2 separate regions of the Mus musculus genome follow, and region 1 is linked to region 2. A link is a contact called in ENCODE Hi-C data. All regions are on one chromosome and are shown on one strand. The core of a region is the stretch at or near the end of the contact, and the rest is flanking DNA. Distances in the headings are between cores, read along the strand shown.

Region 1 (6,312 bases), core at 438-2,937, 400 kb before region 2:
AGTGCCCTATTGAGGCCCAGCTACCTACCTTGGAAGTGGCTTAGTCTCATGTCCTGGGGTCAGTTGACTTACGTCACTGATGACTTACATCAGCTCCCCAGGCTGAGCAGGGAGAAGCACAGGGCTCTGAAGCACAGGAGGGACAACCCAGGGCCACTGGGCTCTGCAGCGATCAGGCCAGCATGCATTTCCCCATGAGTGCTGTGGGATGGCACAGCCCTGACCACACGAGTATCTCTCCCTCAGCAAGGAGAATGTGGGCTCGGGACCCATCCGGTGGTCACGGGACCCATCCAGTGGACATGTCTGTCCCTCTCCTTTATTTATTTATTTATTTATTTATTTATTTATTTATTTATTTATTTATTTATTATTTAATTCACTTTACATCCTGATCACAGCCCACATCCTCTAGATCCAATCCCACCCTTACAAGTACCCCCCCATTGTCCCCCTCCCCTTCTCCTCAGAAAAGGGGAGCCCCCACTTGGGTACCACCATTTTCTAAGAATGTCACCTTGTCCTTTGGGCTTCAGTCTGTTCATTTCCATGGCAGGCTGGCCGGCCCTGCTATCAATCACAGGAGGCTGGGACAGGCAGCCCGCCCCTGCTCCCCACACCTATCTCCAGGACCCCATCTGGCTGGGAAGGAGGCTGGAGGTGATGCTCTCATGGGGCCCCAACTAATGGGAGGCAGCCTCTTTTGAAATACCAAATGCCCCAGGGAGATGCATGGGGATACCAAGGGGCTCTGGGGGGCAGAATGGGGCACGGCTGCATCCCTTTCCCTGCCAGGGGAGTCAGGGGGAAGAACTGCTTGGTGGTGGGCAGGGGTGGGCAGGCAGGAAGATGGATACCTCTGGGAAGAGCTTTCTGGTCCTTGTATGTCAAGGTTGCTTAGGCTGCAAACCTCATGCTTAGAGTAGGCTAGCATGACCCTTCGAGGTCATGGTGCTGCTGATGGTATGCTGCCTTTTGTATGAAGCCCCTAATAGTTAGGTACCACTACCAGTTCATTCTTTGTATCTGGAGGCTGAAGCCCAGAGAGGTTACTAAATGTGGCTAGGCCACACAGCACCTTCCAGGTGTCTGAGCTCAGAACTTGCACTCTGAACCTCTAGGCTCTCCTGTTTTTCCATTGTGAGCACAGGCGGCACCTTGTCCACCCTCCCATTTCCTTTCCTCATTTAGTAGTTGGTCACGTGGGTCCCCTGTCCCCACATGTGTTGCACAGGAACCCTGTGTTATTTTGCTTCTTGTGGCTTCAGCACCTTACCCTGGTGTAAGGCAGGAGTCCAGAGAGGAACTGGTGATGGGGCTGCGGTGGATCCCTTCGTTCTTTTAGCACTTGTAGACTTAGAGGGTGGCTTTATGGAGGTCAGATGGGATCCTCCACACTTGGGCCTGCCTACACTGCCCACTGGGTGCTGGCTCTATTGCAATGTGGCATAGGATCTGCACGCCTGCCCTGCAAGATGCTGAGCAGTGCTCAGCCTGTGAGGAGGTACCTTACACCCCCGCAGTAACAGGCTAGGGCAGCCCTGGGGAAGCCAGGTGGGAGGGACCAAGTGGTCTTCCTGGAGGAGTTGGCTAAGTGGATGTGCTATGAGGTGGGTGATGGGCAGCATTTTCAGGCCACTCAGACTCAATGATGAAAGGGCGGGGCTTATTTGGGGAAGCAAAATCAGTCAAAACCCACAGCCACCAGGAAGACCCAAGAAGTTGCCGAGAGAGTTTTGGGCTGGGGTAAGCGAGGGGTTTGGGGTTCTTGGTGTTCTGGCCAGGTACAAGGGTCCCTGGAAAATTGTCCTCAAGGGAGGCCAGGGTTTAAGGAGCAGGGCCTGCTGGGACAAAGGCTCCATGTGTGAACCTCTAGTGTCCAGTCTACAGCCTAAGCTCTGGAAGGCTGAAGTTTGGGGAGACCAAAGGAGGGTACCCATGCTTCACATAGCTATGGAAAGGGCCTCTGAGTCCAGGGCCGGTCTAACTTTGGAGGTGAGACAGTGGTTTAGGTGACACAGGGGTTGCTTTCCCTGAAGGCTTTTCCCTCTCAGGCCTGTCCCTCCCCCGTTACAGACAGGTCCTATTGACCTTATAGGGCTCTCAGGAAGCCTGGGAAGAGAGTCCTTCAGGACCTTGGGCTAGGGAGGCCTTTCTACAGCGAGTGCTTGCTGTGTGGGCTGTTGAGACTTCTGAGGTGGGTAGTAGCCTCAAGCTTGCTGTTGGGACAGAGGCCTTGCTGGACTCCCTAGGTGGCCTACTGGGTTCTGGTGGGGCAGGCTGCTCACTTCTACCTATCAGTCCTTTGCTGGAAAAGCAGGACAGCTCAGGAACCCTGGAGTGACCAGGCCAGGAGAGGGCGAGGAAATGCCTGGGCCGTTGGAGCTATGCAGAGGGAGGTGGAGCTGAACTGTTTTTTGAATTTTGTTCTCTGCCCAGTGTGGCCTGGAAACTGAGGCACATGGTCACACTCTGGCACTAGGAGTTATCTTCTTGCCTCCTTTCCCCAGGGAAGAAGATGTCTCTACCTGGAAGCTCCCAGGAGACAGCTGTGGAGCCCACGAGAGCCACAGGGCCTTGACCTCATCTCTTCCCACCATCCAAGAGGGCAAAGTCAGGTTGGTCCCTGTTAGGTCTCTCCACCCTGGTAGTGGGGCCCCTGACTGCCAGAAAGGGGGAGGTGTCACCATGGCTTGGGGAGACTTCCTGGGGGAGGAGTTCTAAGCTGGGTCTGGGAGACTCCAAAGCTAGCATTTCCTAAAGGAAGTTCATTATTGCAGTGCAGAGAGAGGCCCCTTAACCAGTAGCGGGTCTCCTGTAAGTCAGAGGTTCTCAACCTGTGGGTCACAACCTTTTTGGCAAGCCTCTACCTCTAAAAATATTTACATTATGATTCATAGCAGCAGCAGAATTACAGTTATGAAGTAGCAGTAAAAATAATTTTATGGTTGGGGGGTCACCATGACATGAGGAGCTGTATGTATTAAAGGGTCGCAGTGTTAGGAGGGTTGAGGCCCACAGCTGTTGAATGCTGACTTGTTCATATGTATTATAGGGGCTTTAAACGGGAGAGGAGAGACGACTCAGCACTCCTCGTGATAAGGCCCTGTGGATGTGTGGCTAGCTTGCTCTGTCCTGTGCGTCAAGGAATGCAGGTGCAAAGGTAAGAATGAGCCTGGGGTCTGGAGAGATGGCTCAGTGGTTAGGAACACTTGTTGGCTCTAGCAGAGGACCTGCATTTGGTTCCCAGCACCCACATGGTGGTTCACAACCATCTATAACTCCATTCTAGGAGATCTGACACCTGACCTATGAAGGCACCACATGCCATGGTACACATACATATATTCTCGGGCAAAACGCACACATAAAATAACATTAACTAGTTGGAGATAGAGAGATGGCTCAGGTGGTAAGGGGCACTGGCTGCTCTTCCAGAGGACCCAGATTCAATTCCCAGCAGCCACCTGGCATCTCACAACCATCTGTAGGTCAAGTTCTAGAATATCAGGTGCCCTTTCCTGGCCTCCTCAGGGGAGGCATACATATGGTGCATACTACATGAAGGCCAAATACCCATATGCATCGCGTAAAAAATAGATTTTAAAAATAAAGTAATAAATCAAATTGAGAGAGAGAGAGAGACAGCCAGAATGAGAGAGAATATATTAACCTGGACCTTGGAGTGAGGCAGGCCTGAGTTTGAATCTCAGCCATTCCAGGCAGCTTTGGACTGTAGGCTAGGATGACAGAGGTGTGTGCCAAGGTTAGCAGTGGCTTCTGGAAAGCCAACCTGTTTCCCACACTGGCGGCTCTGAGGAAGGCAGACCACTTTTTCTCCTTGCCATGTCCAGAGGCCACAGAACACTTCCTGTCTGTCAGCAAGCCCGAGAGGCATAGGGCAATGTCCAGCACTGTTTGGGATGTCACCTGTCAGCTCCTCCTGCTCGTAGCAGCATCCTCAGCCTGGTCCGCAGTCACTGTATGGCTCCTTCTTTCGGGCCCAGCTGGACTAGACCCAAGATAACAGCTCTGCTGCTGCCTGGTACCCTCAAAGGCATCTTGAGGTGGTGTTCTGTCCTCCCGGAGCCGGGCCACTGAAGCTGTGGGCTTCAGACAGGATTGGGGGAGGGGCTTCTTTCAGATCACTTCTTTCCATACCTCTGGTCCTTTTTGTTGGTGTCGTAACAGTCATGTAGATGTCCTCAGTCTGTGCCAGGTGCTGGCTCAACATCTTGTCTGCATGACCCCACGGAGCCCTCTCAAAACCTTATGGTCAGACTGTTCTTCTCCATTTCCAAAAGAGGAAACTGAGGCATGGAGCAGTCATGCAGCCATATCCAATAGAGCCAGGAGTCACTTTTTCAATTAAAAATTAAAACTGTTCTTAATTGCGCAGGCAATATGGCAATAGAAAGACTAAGAACTGAGACTTAGCCGTTAGGACCAGAGAAGATTTTGGCAGGGGGCAGGGTTGGGTGTGTGTGTTTCGGTTTAGTGTGCATCTACCAGGCATGACGTTGGCCCTGTGGAAGTTTCCCGGAAGCGACACACACCATGGGCATCTGCATGCGTTCTACCACAAAGATGTGTTATATCAGCCCTGAGTGGGAGACACACTTTCAGGCGTTTGTTGTCACCAACCATGGGACTCGGAATCTTGTATGGGTCCCTCCCACCCCCACACACATGCAAGAGTGTGTACACCATCAATTATAGCAGTAGATTTGCTAAGTCTAAGGTGTCTGTGTGTACTGACACACATTCCTGCCAGGAGTAAATGTGAGGGCCCATTTCACAGACTTTATAGAGTAAGTTCATCTTTGCCAGTCACACAGATAAAATAGTTTCTCATGGTAGTTTTAACTTGCATTTTGTATAGGTGATGTCATATTTTTTTCCAAATGTTTAAAAGCTTTTAGGGTTGGCTTTTCTCTGTCCTTCCTGTTTGTGATCTTGCCTTGCTCTTAGTCCTTTTAATTTGAAGCCTCATTTATGAAGGGCATTAGCTTCCTCAGATGTGAGCTGCACACGTATTCCTCCCTTGTGGGTTATTCTGTTGATTATTCTTTTAATACTTTTTTTTAAATCAAGTAGTAAATGTTGTTTATCTAAACACTTGAATCTGCCAGTCTTTAGGACTCTTGAGTTTGAATCAGGTTAGGAAGGCCTTAGCCAGCCTGGTGGTAGAGATGCAGGTCTTTAATCTCAGCACTCAAGAGGCAGAGGCAAGTGGATCTCTTGAGTTTGAGGTCAGCCTAGTCTACAGAGTGAGTTCCAGGACAGCCAGAGCTACACAAAGAAAACACAGAGGAACCCTGTCTTGGGGGTGGAAAAAAACAGAAAAAAAGGAAGAGAGAGAGAGAGAGAGAGAGAGAGAGAGAGAGAGAGAGAGAGAGAGAGAGAGAGAGAGAGGCCAGCCTTATAGCATGAGAGTGCTTGCAGCCTCCTGCACCCTGTAGAGCTCTTCCTGTGTTGATGGAGACTCTGGCCAGCCCTTTGCCCTCATTAAAGACTCGCACGCTCACTTTTGCTGCCCTCTAGATTATTAGGGAAACAGCGCTTGTCTCCTTCCTTCCATGCATCACAGGAACTCAGTGTCTGGGTGAGGCTGTGTGGGCTGGGCCTGTCAGCCAATGAGGTCGGGGAGGCCAGTTAGACCTCCCCTTTCTGTTCTTCCTTATCAAGGGAGAAGGGATCAGAACTGTGTTCTGCGTGGGTGTGAAAGTTTCCATTCTAAACGGTGGATGGCAACGTTTAAAGAAAGAATCATGAGCAATGCAAGGGTGGGGCCCGGGCCAGGAAGATGGCTCAGTGGGTAGAGGTGCTTGTCACCAAGTCTGATGATTTAGGTTCAATCCCGGGATCCGTGTGGTTCCCCTAGCTTGTCCTCTGACTTAACAGAGTAAATAAAAAAATGTAAAAAAATAAGAAGAGGTGGGGACAAGTTGATGCTCCTGGGAAGTCTGGCTGGCCATGTGTCAGTAGATTAGCACACTGTCTGGCTCCTCCTGTTGCAGAGTCCCAGCAGACATGATATGGAGGCCCTGCTGCGTCCTCTGTCCCTTGGAGCTTGGCTTAGGCAGCTTCTGCTGGCCCTGGCCAGGTGCCTAGCATACAGGTGGTGTTACTGTTTTTGGAATGTGTGCCAAGGGAATCAGTGAGGAATGAACGAATGGCCAGCAGGTACTCCTCAGGGTGGGTCTACCAGCCCTCACCAGATTGGTGGCCATAGCTGTTGTATGTGCATTTTAACAGAGAAGCTGTGCTGGCCCACTTCGATGATCTCGGCGCTCAGCATTTCTGAGCCCG
Region 2 (6,165 bases), core at 1,826-4,325:
TTGTGACTCAGGGCCACGGATTGGTGGGAACACAGCAAGAACCATAGAAGCTGAATGTGTGACTGGAAGTCACCATTCACTGGGGGGAGGTGCGGGGGTGGGGGGAAGGAGAGGCAGTGGGGCAGGGACACCAGATGTCCACTTTGGATTGTGTTAAGTACAGATGTGGAGTAAGCAGAAAAATATAAAATAAACACAGGACTTGGTGAGGCCTGGGGTAGCCCCCCTGGGAGGTTCAGAACAAACAGGGTCTATGACAGGGGCATGCCAGCACCACTAAGAAATGTTTCCTTCAGTACCCACTGTGAGTCACTCAATAGCTCCTAAAAGGCTATCTGGATGCAGTCTAGAGAGGGCTGCACCCAATTCAATAGCCATGCATTGGGGGTGGGGGGAGTCCTACACATATAGTAAGGGGATTAGGTGAGACAGCTTGGGATCACACAACCAGGCTAAAAACCCTTCCTGCTGCTCTAGGCACAAGGACCCACCTGGCCCTGATGCAGCATGCTATGGTGACAGCGCGTTCCCCTTCTCAGTTCTTTCAACATGCCGTGCACTTCCTGTTCCCTTTGGGGTGTTCCCTCAGCCCCTGCTGACATTCATCATTGCTCTCTTACTTTGCAGGAGCCCTTCTCAGGCTGCTTCGGAGTGCACCTCTCCCTTCTCAGAGTTCTTAGACTGTTCTTCTCCTAACTGTAACTGAGCTGTCAACACGGAACACGGAACACGGGGGGTGGGGGGTGGGGGGTGGGGGCAGTACTCTTCTCCCCTTCCCCAGGAAGGCAGATCAGGCATTCCTGTTCTCTACTTAGATGTGTTTCCTGGTAGCTGCTCAGCTACTTAACCTGATCTGCATGGAGCCAAGCCCAGGTTGGGTGGGACAGGCTGAGGGCAGGGAAGCAAGAGGTTATCAATGGGGTCTGGAGTCATCTGAAAAGATGGCTGGTAGAGTTTGCACTTGGGCTGGGCCTTACTTGAAGGGAAGATTGTGGAGGCCTAGGAAGCACTTTAGTCAGAGATACCACTTAAACTCAGGCGAAGAAACAGCTGTGTAACTGAGGGAAACTATTTTCCCTCTCTGGACCTTAATCTCCCTTCCATAAAACAAGACACCGGAAAGATGAAGAACTGCAAATAGTATCTAGTATGACAATAACATCATTTTTGTGTGTCAGACCATGGCGGCTATTTTATCTCTTGAGCCTGAACGCACAGCTTCAGCATCGTTCTAGGCAGCTCAGTTCTAGGCAGCCAGTACCGACTGACCTGGAATGGCGACTAAGAAGAGCCTGCAAGTAAGGTTTGGATGAGCTGGTGATCTTGGATGAAGTCAGGCCCTTATCCTGATTCAGTGAGCATGTGTCAGCGGGGGTGGGGGTGGGGATAAGTGAGGTACATGGTTACTGATAGTGCAGTGGCAAACCCTACTGAAGCAGAGCATTCAACTATACAAGATGTCACTATCAGAAAGGACATAAAGATGCTTCAGCCAGGAGCGGCAAATCACATCTCCAGGAGCCTAAGGACAATGAGCATGAGAGAAAGGATCTGAGGAGAGAAAACAGAGTGGGGGAAGGACTCTGACAATCTGGAGAAAATAAGTCTGCTTGACCCACTAAAAGATTCCCAAGTCTACTTCCTCAACTCTGTCCTCTTCCTTGTTGGATGGGGCCAAGCAAAATGTTCTCCCACACAGCCAGATTGGATCTCTGAATCATGCCAGTGTCATGGGAGAATCCAGATCTATAGGGGAATGTTGTTGTCTAAGGCCACTGTGTGTCACTATTGATTTATATCATGTGGCTAGAGCTTGGGAAATTGGGAACAGGATATATGTATACCAGTGAAAGACAGGAAAGAGTTGAGGCTTCAGTTTTCAGAAGATACCAATTTCATCATGGTTGATTTCAGCAGGGAGAGGAGTTGTGAGTTAATACTGTTAGCAATCACCCATGTGTCTGTCTGCTTCTGTGTTAGTGGTTTTCATTGTTTGGATTTTCAGAAACATGGTAGTCTTCACTGGGGAAATTTGTGTCATGATTAAACACACACACACACACACACACACACACACACACACACACACACACACACACCCCTCCTTCTCAGTATTAATCACCTTCTCCCATAATTAGTAGTTAAAATGTCAAAGGAGAAGGAATTAATTAAGAGAACTATCCAGTGAAGCAAGTCATGTGCTGCCAGGCTCTGGGGCTGATTATAAAAAGAGTTTCTTTAAATATTTTGAACACTTTTGGGAGTCAGAATCCTTCCGTCTAATTGAAAGATCCTTCATTATACCCTTAATTCTGGCTGGTGGCCAGGGATGCAGTCCCGGGTAAGGTAGAGGGTGGAAAGCCTTTCTTTATCCTTAGGAGACTCTCTCCACCCTTGGAGAGGATGGCCACAGAAGTTTAAAAAAACAGCAGGTGTCCCAGACGCCATCTGAGGACAGAAAGAGCTTCAGTTTGTACAGAGTCTACTGTTAGGAGATACTATATAGCATTTCACAATAATCCGGTAAAACAGGTGGTACTAACACCTCCGTTCTACAGACGAGGAAATTGAGGCTTAGGATGGTTGGGAGTTCCCCGTGTTACATGTTGACAAACTGAGAAAGAAAACATTGACTCTAGGTGTAATTCTAAGCTTTGTTCTTTCAATGGAATTCTGAAAATTATTCTCAGTTCTTCTCTGGATCGCTTCCCACCCTAGTTTTGACAGCTAAGCCAAGAGACAAGACCCGCGCAAGGAGGGTGGAGCTAAGAGCACAGCGCCCCGCCCAGGCGTGGTTTCAGCCAATGGTGACATGACACTGGCGGCCTTTCGCCCAATCAGCCATCGCTCCTCGCCCCCACCCTTTCTCCTCTGCCCCGCCCCTTCGCTTTCCCTTTGCCTCCACCGAGCTTGACCGAGCGGAAAGTCCCTTCAGCCAGCACCCTGCCAGCAGCCATTGGAGGAAGGTCTGTTACAAGAAAACCCAATCAGAGCGCACGCAGGGTCGGATCTCTGAATACGATTGGCTAGCGCGGCATCTACCCTCTCCGCCTCCGCTCCTCCCTCCCCGCGGGCAGTTCGGAGGCGGGGCAGGTGGGGGCGGGCCCAGGTAGCAGGTTCGGCTGCGCGGGGGCCCGCGCGCCTGAGGTAAATACTGGGGTGGTGGGTGTGGGGCGCCCGGCCGGCCCGGGACGCTGGTTCTGAAGCCCGGGGCTGCGGCGCTGAGCGGCGGCCGAGGCGGGTGAGTGTGCGCGGCCGCGCGGCTGACGCTAGGTCCCCAGTGTTCCTGCTCTGCCTCAGGCGCCCTGAAGCGCGGAGGCGACCGTCGGGCCTCAGCGCCCGCCCGTTAGCTGCCCCGGGCCGACGAGCTTCTGACGTCAACCGCGGTTGTCACCTCCAGCCTGCCCGAGGGCTCCCGACTCGCGGGACTCCTGCACCACAGGGCTTGGGTAGGAGCAGTGCAGGACTCCGTCTTTCTCTCTGGCCCGCCGTCGTGGACAGATGGGGAAACTGAGGCCGGGACCCTGCCTGGCTCCCAACGGCTGCAGGAGGCAGGGAGAATCTCGGGTTATGGTACCTCACGTCTGTGCTGTTTTGTGGGGTGTTGGTGGCTCCGCTCCCGGAAGAGCAGTCTGGCCTCGCTAATGGCGTGTTCTGCTTTTTCTTTCAGTTTCTCTGGTCTGGAGGGAGGGGGGAGGAGAGAGGATGGTTTTGCACAGTTGTGTAGTTGGAAGGTGCATCCTGTTGAGACAGGTACCTTGTTTTTCCTTTTATTATTATGGTCAGCCTTGGAGGAGACCGCCAAGTCGCGAATGATCATGGTCTGGAACTGAGTTCATCTGGGTCAGCTGCCAGGTTATTCATGTCCTTGGCATCTTTTTCTATTCCACCCCTTGGCATTTGCATGTTTTAGGGGTTTGTCATCCTCTAGCCACCAAGCCTTGCAATCTCCCAACCCCCACTATCCCCGCCACCTTCCTCTTTTTGATTTTCCCTGGAAAGTTGTCTCCTTAGAGGAGCATTCATTCATACCTTGCTGTGGTGTGTGTGTGTGTGTGTGTGTGTGTGTCTGTGTGTGTCTGTGTTGGGGCTAATCAGGGATTCCTAATAAGATTGCTCATTTTTGTAATCATTGGCTCCAGAGAAGAATGCAGGCATCAAGAGGGCGTGCATTCAAACATCAGTCTCTTGCACACCCCCTCATACCTCAAGTAGGTTGAATGGCCCCAAGAATTTAGCCTGCTGCTCCCCGCTGGGTAGTGGGTGGATTTGCACTAGAACAGTATTGAAGGAAAGTGATTTGCTGGAAATTCTTAGTGAAGTTCATGTAATTTGAATGTTGACAGTACCCAGAACATTCTCTAATGTTCTGCTGCAAAATTTTAAGGTATTCTTTAAAAAAAAAAAAAAAAGCCTTGTTTGGACTGGAAACTTTTGAGATGAGCTGATAAGACCAGGAACTTGTTATGTAAAAATGACATATTAAACAGAAGATACCTAAACTGTGGTTAAGTGATTTAAGGAAGTCTTTAATACATGAAGAAAGAGCAGTAATTATCCTGCCCATCAATCTATACTTAGTGTTTTGCTCCTGGTGTTTATACTGTCATCTTACATTTTTAGTTTCAAATGAAGCTCCAAACAACCTGGTTTCATAATTGTGACATTTCACCTTACTTGTTTCTACTTATATGGATAGTAGCATAGTATAAAATTGATTGTGATTTTTTTCCCCAGAGAATTAATGATATTTTAGGCAAACATCATGTTTCTCTATTTCTTGACTCTTATTTTTAACATAGTAGAAACTTCTGGTCACTTAAATAGGACAAGGAAATAGCATTTTGGCTTCCACCATTACAATCTAAGCTAATCAAGTTTTCTGGTCTAGTCCCTGGAAAGACAAGGAGTGGGGAAGTCACATTTTTAGAGCCCAGTGGTTAGGTTTAACTCACAAGAGACAGCATTGTTCCTGTCTTCCTGATGTGACTGCAGATGCAAGAGCCAGACTTTTTTTTTTTTTCCAGACTTTTTTATTAAATAAACCTTTTAAGTCCCACTTGGTTTTGTGACTGTATCCTCGTGTCACAAATTATTCTGGTCTTGAAATCTCTGTATTTCTATTTACTGTTTAGGCATGTAATGACTTGTTCTTTTAGTAAGAGTTGTTTTTTCTTAAGTTAGTCATTCTAACTGACTGAAAGCATTTGGAGAAGATGTGGCTCTTTTCTTGCATATCCATGCCAGCCTGCTTACCTCTTTACCATTTGTGATTTGAGCAGTATTTAGTATTGTAATTTCTATTGTGATTTAGAAAGCTTTCTGTGGTGTTTTAGAACAAGGAGGCTACCTCAGAAGAGCCAGATGTGATTGAATTACACCTGTCTTTGTGAGTGTCTTGGGGATGGTACATCTTGATCACTTGAGCATCCAGATGTTTTAGTCTAGAAAAATTACATTATCGCTTTTATGTAGCTGGTGACCATTCATATTGTGATTCTTAAAACCTGGTAATTCTGATCATTAATATTTGTTGTAGGACTTGCATCCTGTTCATCTTATCATTTCATTCACTGGAAATTGTTCAACATTTATTTTTTTAACCCTCATTTAGTTTAATAATTTTTATCTTAACATAATGGAACCCTCCTTTACTCAGCATTCAGGCCGACAACTTGCTCATAAGCAGATAGATTCTTTTTTGTTCCCTCGTCTCCAGTGTCCCCAAGAAAGGCCTCCTTTCATCTTTGTGTCATGCTGAACAGTTTGAGGCTACATTGTTGTGGTCCAGCTCTTTGATACTCTTCTTTCAGTATTTCAGTAATTAATCAAAATATACACAATTACTGTTACCCAGTCAGACATGGGACAATGTTTAGATGAGTTGTTCCTGATATATTCACCTTCACAATGATTCCATTTGCCAAGTAACTCGAGAGTATAGTTGAAAATCTCCCCCTTCATACTCTCTCTCTCCTCATTACTGTGAACTTGTTGTCTAATAGCAGTCATGACCTGCACTTAAAGCGGAAGCTGAATGGGTGGAAAGCAGACATCAGCCCTTAAAGTGTGTAGTTTTCAGGGTCTACTGACTGTATCAGAATATTGAACGTGATCTGGAAAAAGCTCACGATGTGATTTTGATGTTTCTCTTTGTAGAGTCTT

The links. Hi-C counts contacts between places; a loop is a spot of excess contacts on that map.
Region 1: a map of T-helper 2 cell shows a loop between it and region 2 (4-fold over the local background). The contact joins the promoter of Adcy7 here to the promoter of Cyld in region 2. A Hi-C loop is called at or near these places in 3 of 37 maps with a recorded cell type or tissue (T-helper 17 cell, T-helper 2 cell and regulatory T cell).

Annotation. Positions count from the first base shown.
Region 1 is chr8:88,292,517-88,298,828 of GRCm38, forward strand. Adcy7 (adenylate cyclase 7) reads left to right here and starts at 1,688. Exons shown (of 28, transcript NM_001037724.4): 1 at 1,688-1,746; 2 at 2,511-2,618; 3 at 3,056-3,163.
Region 2 is chr8:88,693,953-88,700,117 of GRCm38, forward strand. It overlaps Cyld (CYLD lysine 63 deubiquitinase), which reads left to right and starts at 3,076. Exons shown (of 17, transcript NM_173369.3): 1 at 3,076-3,147.